Linked DNA regions of Mus musculus: region 2 is linked to region 1. Evidence: chromatin loops called from intact Hi-C (ENCODE). Cell type or tissue: gastrocnemius. All regions are shown on one strand.

Region 1 (5,000 bases):
GTAGAGAGAAAGAGCAGAGGGACCTCCCTTAAAGAGGGACAGCAGAACAAAGAGCAAGATAAAGGCAGCCTTGGGAACAAATGTCCAATGTGGCTAGAGAGCCACACTCCTCTGACCATCTCCGCCACCGTCAAGCAAGTTCAATCTTGCTTCTGAGTCCCAGCCCCAAATCTAACCTGCTGTGCAATCTCACGCAGGTCTCCTGCCCTCTCTGAGCCCCAGTATCTTCCCTAAGCAATAAAGAACACCTACTTACATCCTAAGCTATGGAACCTGAGGCACAAGACTTGTCTGGCCCACATTCCTCTCTGGGCTTTGGTTTCTCACTCGCAGAGAATCCAGGCAGTCAAAAGCTCAAAAGCCCAAAGCTCCAAAAATCAGGCCCTGCCTGCAGCTCACGAGCCCAGTTCAAATCCCACAGTTCCTGCACCGTGGCTGCGTGACTCTGAGCACTCCCCATCTCTGGGTCTGTCTCTCCAGGTGTGAGATGGAAACGCCTACGATGCACACCTTCCTAGGACCAGCCAGGCAGCCACCTGCCAGTATTAATAGTGATATCACCAAGCGTGTCACTGGATCCGCTAGGCAGATATGAGGTGACAGTGCATCTCAGTGGCCGGCAGGCCCCCTCGCTCTCCTCCAGCCTGAGGCCAATGCCAACGCTATGCATGGCCCATGGTCCACCCTCCCCACCCGCTCGCCAGCCTCCACGGTGATAGGGAACTCATGGTTCAATGACTTGCTCCTGTGGGCCGTACCCGGTTCTCATCGTAGATGATCTGGACCAGGCTTCGGTGCTTTGATTCTATGGGTGGTGGCGACACAGGCTTCTCGGGTTCGGGCGGCTTGGCGGCCTCCTCCTCCAACTGTTGCTGCGGGAAAGGGGAGAACATGAGCGGTGAAGGCCGGAAGCTGAGGCACTGTTCCCCCCACTTGCCCGTAGCCACACACAGGAAGTCAGGCTGATCGCCATTTCCTATGAGTCACCCAGAGACTCGGTGCCCTGCTTGGCAGGGATCCCTGGTGGCTGAGCCTCCAGGCTCCAAGAGAGGCCACAGGCACAGAGTGAAGGCCTCAACCAGGAGCACTACACTTCTGCCCCGTACACCCACACAGCCTGTTGAGAAGTTACTCAGTGTCTCTGAACTTCCTACTCCTTTCCCTGGAAACAAAGAGTCCCTAATCTTCTAAGGACTAAACCAGGAGCTACATGGAGAGGGCTGGGAGAGGCAGAAAGGAAGAAAGACTGGTGACAGACAAAGCTTTCCACCAGCATCAGAATCACAATCATCTTCACCATCACCATGATCAACACCATCATTGCCACCATTACCACAGCCACAACCATTACCACCATCACCATTACCGCAATCAGCAGCAGCACCCAATCGCTACCATCAGATCATCACCACCATCATCGCCACCACCCATCGCTGCCGCTATCACCTTCATTACTATCATGAACACCACCATCATGAACACCACCATCACCATCCTACCACCACCATCACTGACCATCAACATCATTACCACCATTAATATTAGCATCATCATTAAAACACCCCCACCCCCGCTCATCACCAATGACCACTACCACCACTACCTCCATTACCATTGCATCTATCACCATCCTAACAAACACCAGCAGCAGCAGCAGTACCACCACCACCCTCGTACCCATCACTATCACCATCACCATCCATCACATCCATTTTACCATCTCAACTTTCACCATCACCAACATCACTAGCATCATCATCATCAACAGCAGCACATGCCTGTGTCTTCACACTGGACCCCTCATCCATCTCCTATCTGGCATCCCTTCCTGCTGCTGCTGTCCGCTCTACTCCAAAGTCAGGAGCCAAGAGCAAAGAATTCAAGACTCCACGGGAAGCCAATGCCTAATGTGACCTACAGAGGGCGCCATGAGTGCGATCAGCGCACGGTCCACTCTGCTTACTATGTGCATTCAGCGAGCATGTTCGGTCACACAGGAACAGAGTTTTATGGCCCGGGAAACAAGGAGATGATGAGGCAGGAACAATCAGCACTGAGGCCAGAAGAGCCAAGCTGCCTTGGTCCTGCAGTGACCCCTGGTGGCAGCTCTCACAGATCAGCCCAAAAAATAAATAAATAAAGACAAAAAACCAGGAAGTCTAAGGAGTAGAGAAGGTGAAAGGGTGAAGACCAATGTCTTGGCTACAGCCCTGACCAGACAGCACACCTCTCAGCCTGAAGTCAGACTTTCATTCCATCGCCCAGGGTTCTAGAGTCACTGCGCCTCTCTGACCCTCAGCATCTTCCTCAGTGTGACCTGGCAGTCACCCACACTCCCATAACGGTGACTGGAAGATCCAAAACCACACTGCACAACAGTCCTGGTGAGCACAGAGCTGTAAGGAGCCCGGCTTCACACAACCCTCAACCGCACGCTACACAGTCAGCGATGAGCCCCAAGCCACTACAGTCTGGAAACAGCACTGGTGAGAACCTGGAAGAGCAGCAGCCCTCATGAGCAGAGAGGGTGAGGGGCGGGAGAACCAGGGACAGTCACTCAAGCACACAAGAAAGCATACCACAGCCACATGGTCGAATACCACTTCTCCATGAAGAGATTCGACTATGCCCTGTGAACCCTAAAAGTTCCTTATGCTGAGCACACAAGGCAGAGACACGAAAGGCAAATGGATGTGAGTCCATGTACGTGAGGTGTCCAGAAAGCAGCTCCACAGACTGTCACAGGGGTGACTCTGGGCTAGGAGATGGGGCATCGCTAAATAGCTCTGCGTCTGTCGGGACAGGCGGAGGAAGTGGAAGCCGTATGATTCGGTCTACTGCCAGTGAACTGCAGACTTTAAAATGATTCATTTACACTTGGGAATTCTAGTTTTGTAGGAATGAGGAGCGTGTGGAGAGACACAGGTCAGTGGTTATGAGTGTGTACGGACTGCTCTTGCAAAGGCCCTGGGTTCGGTTCTCAGCGCCCACGCTGGACAACTCACAACCACCTGTAACTCCACCTCCAGGATGTCTGAAATCCTCTTCAGGCCTCTAAGGCACCTGAACACACACGTACACACCCAAGACACACATATCAAACTTTCTAAATGTACTTAAAGGGGCCGGGCAGGCATGGTGGTGGTACATGCCTTTAACCCCAGCACTCACAGGTCAGAAGCAAGAGGATCTCTGTGAGTTCAAGGCCAGCCTGCTAGTGAGGTTCAGGCCAGCCAAGGCCTGAAAGACCCTGTCTTCCCCCACTCCCCCTCCCAAAAAAGGGGGTGCTGAGCCAGGTAGTGATGGCACACACCTTTAGTACCAGCACTTGGGAGGCAAAGGCAGGCAGAGATTTCTGAGTTCAAAGCCAGCCTGGTCTAAAGAGTGAGTTCTAGGACAACCAGGGCTAAACAAGAGAAACCCTGTCTTTTTAAAAAAAAAAAAAAATGGTGGTGGCGTTAACCCACCACAGGCTGACAAAGCACAAAGCTGGAGAGAACCAACTCCTACAAAGGGAGTATCCACATGCGCACAGGCAAACAAGTATATTTTATTTTCTTAAAAATATTTTTATTATTACAACATATTTACATCACATACATGTGTGTACATCTGCATATGTGCATGTACATGAGGTTAGGGCTGTCCCCTGGAGGTGGAGTTACAAGGAGTTGTAAGCTGTCAGATGTGGGTGATGGGAACTGAACCTGGGTAGTCTGTAAGAACAATACATGTCCTTAACCACCGAACCATCTCTCTCATTCATTTATTTTTATATTATTATATAATCTTATTTTTATACTTTTATATATATGTATGTGTGTGTGTGTGTGTGTATATATATATATATATATATATATATATATATATATATATATATAAATTATTTTTTAAGATAACATTCAAGAAAGAAATTTAGGTTAAGAGGAAAAAAATAAAAGGAGAAAAAGAAAACTAATAACAGCAGCTCAAGTCACTTGGCCTCCAGACTTGATCAACATCCATGCATGTAACAGTGGCTCCAGCCCAGCCCCCAAGCCAGGCCTGGAGGACTGGAGATGTGAGAGCTCCACTGGTCTGGCACGGCCAATCTGACCGCACCAGGGCCCAGCCTCACTCTGGGATTCTGGGCCACCATCTTGGAAGCCCTCAGTGCCCAGCTCCCGGCTCCCCATTCAGCTTTTATGCAAGAACAACCAAAGGCTCTTTCTCTGCCTTGGGCAGCTCATGGTGCCTCTCCCGGGAAGCCTTGGTCCCCTGAAGCTCAGGACTCTCTGTTGACCGTGCAGATATATGAGCCTGATGGGCCCGGCCCAGAGGCTTCCAGAAGCAAAACATTAAACACACACACACACACACACACACACACACACACACCAACCACCAGGAAATTGTGTGGCTCCAGGCACCTGAGGACGTGGGGCCGGTCTTCTGCCCGCCCTCACTACTCACCTGCTTCTTCTTCAGCTTGGAGATCTGCTGCTCTACCATGGTGATCTCACGGTCCACGCGGTCCATGTTCTGGATCAGCTCCTCCTTGGACAGTCGAGATGGCGCCAGCTCTAGCTCAGGGTCAGCGTGCGGGGGACTGGGAGGTGACACAGGCTCCAGCTTGCCTGCCAGGCTACGGTCCTGTGGTTGGACAGAGAACGTTGAGGACACCCAAGTTTGCCGTGACTTCAGGCCGCAGCACACCAGCTTCCTACCCTAAGCATCCCCAGGACGGCAGTGCCACGCGTGGATCCTGCCTCGTCCCAGCCACTCTTCCCATGGCTGTGTTCTCTGAAGACAAAATCCAGGAGGCCGGCAGGCAGTAATGACAGTCCTTACTGCCTCCTCCTGGCTACACCTCTATTTCCCGGGAACAGAAATAAGACTCCCACAGTGACCCCAGCCTGACAGCTCAGCCACATATGCCTTCCACATGTGCGTGATGCAAGCAGGCTGCAGACCCTGAACTGGAGCAGTCAGCTTTTCAAAAAACACACCTGTCACAACAC
Region 2 (5,000 bases), 94 kb before region 1:
TGGCCTTAAGGGCAGGGCCAAACATGTCCTGGTGTGCCCTTGAGGCAAAGATGGCCCTATGTAGCACAGGGCACTCAGCCATGGCCTGGCTCGAAACCTCATTCTTGGAGAGGCTTGTTTCCAAAATAGGCCATTAAAAAAAAAAAAAAAACGCTCATTCCAGCTGAGAACCGCAGGTGCGTGCGGAGGGGTTGAGCTAACTTTACCTTGACCTGAGATGGCAAAGGCTGGGGGTACCCAGAACACATTGTCTGCTGTGCAGGGCGCAGCCCTCCAGGGCGGCCCACATGTGCCCCACAAGACGCATTCCAGACTAGCTTAGAACTCTTGAGCCTCAAAGCTCTCTGGCAGGTGCCCTGGGAGGCGTCAAAGCAAATGAGGGGACACGGCCAATAACTGCCTATGGCTGACTCTGGACTTGAGCCTATGGCAGGGCTCAGAACCCCAAGAGAAGCGGAGTCTGTTTTTCTTGGCCTCCCGTTCTTGCTTAGGATGGATCCTACAGTTACACCAGTTTCCCACAACCTGGTGCTGTCCCATGGTGCCCAGGCTAAAATGAGTCCCCGAGTCTACTTTAGAGGTGGAGATGTCCCTTTGTCTCAATTGTCCAGTAGCTAGAAACCTACCTACTGCCGCTGTGGTGGCCCAGAGGGAAGGGACATTCTTTGTGGGGCAAACAGAACCTAAATGACTGATAGATTTCTGTTCATCTATTAGCTTATCTGAGGTGCTCCCTGGTTAAAAGAACAGCCTAAGAAATTAGTGAATTATCTTAATAAAATATACCCACACAGCCAGGATGCTCTCTGTTTCTGAGATGCCCCTGGGGGGGGGGGGAGCTGGATATGCCTGGACCCACTTTTTTCCCACCTGGCATTAGTATCTAAGGGAGCCCGGCTTCCCTGCTCCTGGGAGACAAGGAAGAACTAGAGATCTCCATGTATGCCAGCCTCCTGCCTCTTGCCCCAAAAGCCTCACATGTGCCAGGCAAGGGCCCGATCACCAATCTATAGTCATAAGCCCAACTGGCTTCCCACTCAGAGGGCTCTTACCTGTTTGAGAATATAGGGTCACCAGGCTGCCAACTACAATGTGCAGAGCTTGGGAAAGCCCCCCAATGAGGGAACAAAGGCAGGGGCGTGTAAAGCACAATACCCTAACTATACCCCAGGTATACCCCAAGTATACCCCTCAGCAGTTCACCTGCCCTGTGGTTATCCAGGGGACCTAGAGATCGGGAGAATGAGGTGCCAGGTGGGAGCGGATCCAGTCCCACTCCTTGGGGGCTGGCCACCCTAAGGCCATGTTCCCTGCTGCCCTGCCCTAGGGTGCTTTGTGTCAAATGAGCTTTTGCCTAGCCCTCCAGTACCAGGCACAGAAGACCCTGTAATATCCCCAGAGTGGTTCCTGCCCACAGGGTAGTAAGGCTTACAGTAATCACAAGGTGCCTAGGTACCCTTTTTTTGTTATTTTTGAGACAGGATTTACGACATCAGCCTTAGCTGTCTTGAAATTCACTCTGTAGACCAAGCTGGCCTTGAATTCACAGAGCTCCATCTACCTCTGCCTCCTGTGTGCTGGGATTAAAGGCGCGTGCCACCATGCTTGGCTTGTGCTGCTTTATGCTGCAAAATGTGTGAAAGAATCTGTAGTACTCGTGCCCGCAGTAAACGTGATGAATGCCCTTTCTCATCAGCCAGGCTTGTGCCCTGGCCCTCTGGACACCTCACCGTCTCCCTGGGTAGCAGAGAACCTTGGTCTGGAGCCTGGCCCTGGTTCACTCACCCTATCGTCAGTCACAACATCCCCAAAAGGAGTGGTGGGGGGTGGGGAGTGCCCAGGAAGAGTGTGGGCTAGGGACTCGAGATCCTGGTGGCAGCCACAGCTGGGTCCCCACAGCTCCCTGGAGACTCTGTCCCCACTTCCTGAGGTTCTTTTGTTGGCCATGTCTCAGATCCCTGGACTAGCTGCCAAGGATGAGGGACGTGTGTCCTTCCACATGTGCCATGCATGGCTTTCTTCCCTCAAGCTCCTAGCAACCTGTACACCTTGTAATGTAGCTTGTCCACAGCCAGGAGAGAGCTGAGGTGGCCACCACTACCATAGACTGGCAAGGCTGGTGGAGAGACCCCAGAGCTCCACTGGCCGCTGAAGGGCCTCTTACCACAACCCTTGCCCTTGAGCCTCCCTGATCCACCTTGTAGAGTGGTCTACACTCTCTCTCCACCCTCCTCTTTCTCTTTGCAAGCCCAACCTGCTTCAATATTAGAAAGCCAGCCATGCCTTTTCTCACAGATCCCTTGTCCCCACCCTGGCTTTCAAGAGTCTAGCACAAGCTGTGTCCCCACAACCTGTCTTTTGAAGGCTGCCACTTCTAGGAAGTCCTCCTTGACTGACATGGTCTGTGTTGTTTCCGAATCAAGCCTAGGTAGGGGATCAGTGTGTATCTGATCGGTGGGCAGAGCTCTCCTAGGGGGGAGGGGTCTCCTAGGGGGGAGGGGTATGTGGCTTGATGCAGGACTAGCTCTCTCTGTATTAAGAGACCAAGAGGAACGAGCTTGGGTGTTCTTAGAGAAGGGTGGACCACGGCTGGACGTTGCAGTGTAGCCAGGTGTCTTCCTGGGAGGCAAGGGTGAGAGAAGTCACATGTGCCTCCATTTTAAAGGTGGAGCGAGGACAGGCTGGTTACAGCTAGGGGACAGAAGAAACCCTCCAAAGGTACAAGCTCTGTCTCCACATCTCTGTCATGGTCTAGGCCTCAGGAAGTATCAAGGGAGACATGGGTTTCATATCTGAGAGGTAGAGATGCGGCTGGAGGAGACAATGGGGTAGCTCAAACCAGCTCCTGTCTGGTGGCAGCCGAGGGTCACCACACCGTGAACCGGTGTAGCAAAGCAACCTGACCGTCCAGGTGGAGCTGGCTGTGTCCAAGATGAGGCCCACAGCACCCCCTGGCTGCTAGCTTTTGTATTGCAGTCTGGATGAAGGTCGAGCCCCTCCAAGCCAGCCTGGTACAGACCTGCCTGGTGGTCTCCAGGTTTCAGCTCATGTCTGCTCCTGACAGTTCACAGGACAGACTCGGGGCAGCTTGGGACTCCCTGGAGGATGCAAATGTCTCTCCACACTCTAGCTCAGATATTTCAGGCGGCTGGGGAGGTTGTTCTTGGGAGATACATACCTCCACCAGAGCCTTCATGATCAGACTCCTGCCTATGGCTGCTTCAGATCTCCTTTCCTTTATCAGACCCAGCAGCCACCTCCCAGCAGAGCCAAGGTGGGTTTCATTCCAGAGACTTGGGACCCTCTGCCATGGCATCCCTCCCTGGCTGCCCAGGCTAGGAGCTAAGGATGAGTGCAAGGCAGGAACCTTGGCAGAAAGAGTATGACTGCCAGATGAAGACTCTGGTACGGGCCTGCCTGGTTGCTTCCCACACCCCTCTCTTTGAATGGCTGGCCTCTGAGGGCACTAAACCAGCCACCTGGCAGCGGGGTAAGGCCAAGTGAGTTCAGCCCAGGCCTTTGTGGACCAACTGTCAAACCAGCTCTGGAGCCAGGTGGCAGACTGGGGACAGCAGGCTGGGGTGTCACAACATGTACAGATGGGTATGGATGGATGTAGAGGGGCCCCAGGCCCCAGGATGGAGCAGATCAACTGACTCAGTGCAAAGACTGGAAGCCCTCTCAGCCCTGCTTCGAGAGTTGGTTTAAATGTCACCCTGTCACAAATGAGGTAAGGGAGCCTCACCTGAAGAGCTGTCCCAACGGTTTTGATGTGGGAAGGCACACCTGGATTGTGGGCAGCACCTTCAGGCAGCAGCCAGGTACAAAAGGAACTGCCAGGAAGGCGATCACCTCGCCCTTCACTCAGAGCGGCTCTGCCTCATTGATAGCACTGCTAACCCCATGGCTGACGGTACAGCCAGGCTAAGCTTTCCTGGCGGCCTGGGGACCAGCGGCTCTCTAGAAACCTTCTGAGCTTCCAGGTGCCAGATTGGCACTCTTACTCAGTGACTTAAGGGTCATCGCCTTGCAGTGAGAGGCAAGCTGTTCTGGGACAACTCTGAGGCACTCAGGTCCAAGGACCACACAAACTGTTCTCAGCATCGTGGGTGGGGCTTGGCTGTGTTACTATTTTAAAGCTCACTCAAGGAGCTGGAGAGATGTGTTCGGGGGTGCCCTTCCAGAAGACCCAGGGTTCAGTTCCTGGCACCCACATTGGTGGCTCACGAGCACCTGTCTCTAGTCTGAGCTCTGCAGATACCAGGCAAGCACTGTGGTGCAGATATACACAAAGACCAAACATTATAACACATGTGAAATATAAATAAAACAAATATTTTAAAAAGCTTATTCTTAATAAATTCTGCTATACACATATGTATATACACATACATACACGTATGTATATGTTTGTATATATACAAATACACATATATACACATACGTATATATACACATATACACACGTATGTATGTGTAACACACAAATTCCTGAGCAATGGTTCTCAACCTGTGGGTTGCAACCCCTTAGAGGCAGCCCTTTCATAGGGGTGACATATATCAACTATCCTGCATATCAGATATTTATGCTATGATTCACAACAGTAGCAAAACCAGTTATGAAGTAGCAATGAAATCTATGGTCAGGGGGTCACCACAACGCGAGGAACTGTATTCAAGGGTCACAGGAACAGAAAGGTTGAGAGCCACTGCTCTAGAGAACCCTGATTACAACAGGCACCAAGGTGGCAGCAGGGCTCTGTTGGAGTTTCTTAGATCAAACCCAAAGAGGTAGGTGTGGCCATTTCGGTCAGGTTCAAGAATACTTACCGCTGACACAACAGGCAGGATCAAAACAGTGCAGAGCAAGAAGCAAGAGTCCCCAGGACACCCTCACTGTGGGGGGGAAGGGCACACTGTGGGTGTGACTGGCGGAAATTTACACCCACAAGAAAGAACAGGAGAGGCTAAGCCACAGGCAGGGACCCCAATGCCTACTA

What was found. A loop is a pair of places that touch in the nucleus more often than their neighbours do. Peaks named below come from ENCODE experiments on the same cell type or tissue, not always from the same donor. Only the 100,000 strongest peaks of a DNase experiment are listed, where the experiment ranks them.
Region 2: it touches region 1 in a loop (2.1-fold over the local background); 5 of 42 quality-filtered maps call a loop at or near these places.

What each region holds. Positions count from the first base shown.
Region 1 is chr5:125,105,441-125,110,440 of GRCm38, forward strand. Ncor2 (nuclear receptor co-repressor 2) reads right to left here. Exons shown (of 47, transcript NM_011424.3): 5 at 4,453-4,632; 6 at 759-872. Among named protein-coding and RNA genes, the nearest start is that of Ncor2, 71 kb to the right of the region's middle. In gastrocnemius, no CTCF peak of the experiment used is centred here; a DNase peak (open chromatin) is centred at 1,997; H3K27ac peaks cover 1,439 bases.
Region 2 is chr5:125,011,751-125,016,750 of GRCm38, forward strand. It overlaps Rflna (refilin A), which reads left to right. Exons shown (of 3, transcript NM_028443.3): 3 at 1-797. Among named protein-coding and RNA genes, the nearest start is that of Rflna, 11 kb to the left of the region's middle. In gastrocnemius, a CTCF peak has its summit at 2,964; DNase peaks (open chromatin) are centred at 2,953, 3,498 and 4,029; H3K27ac peaks cover 804 bases.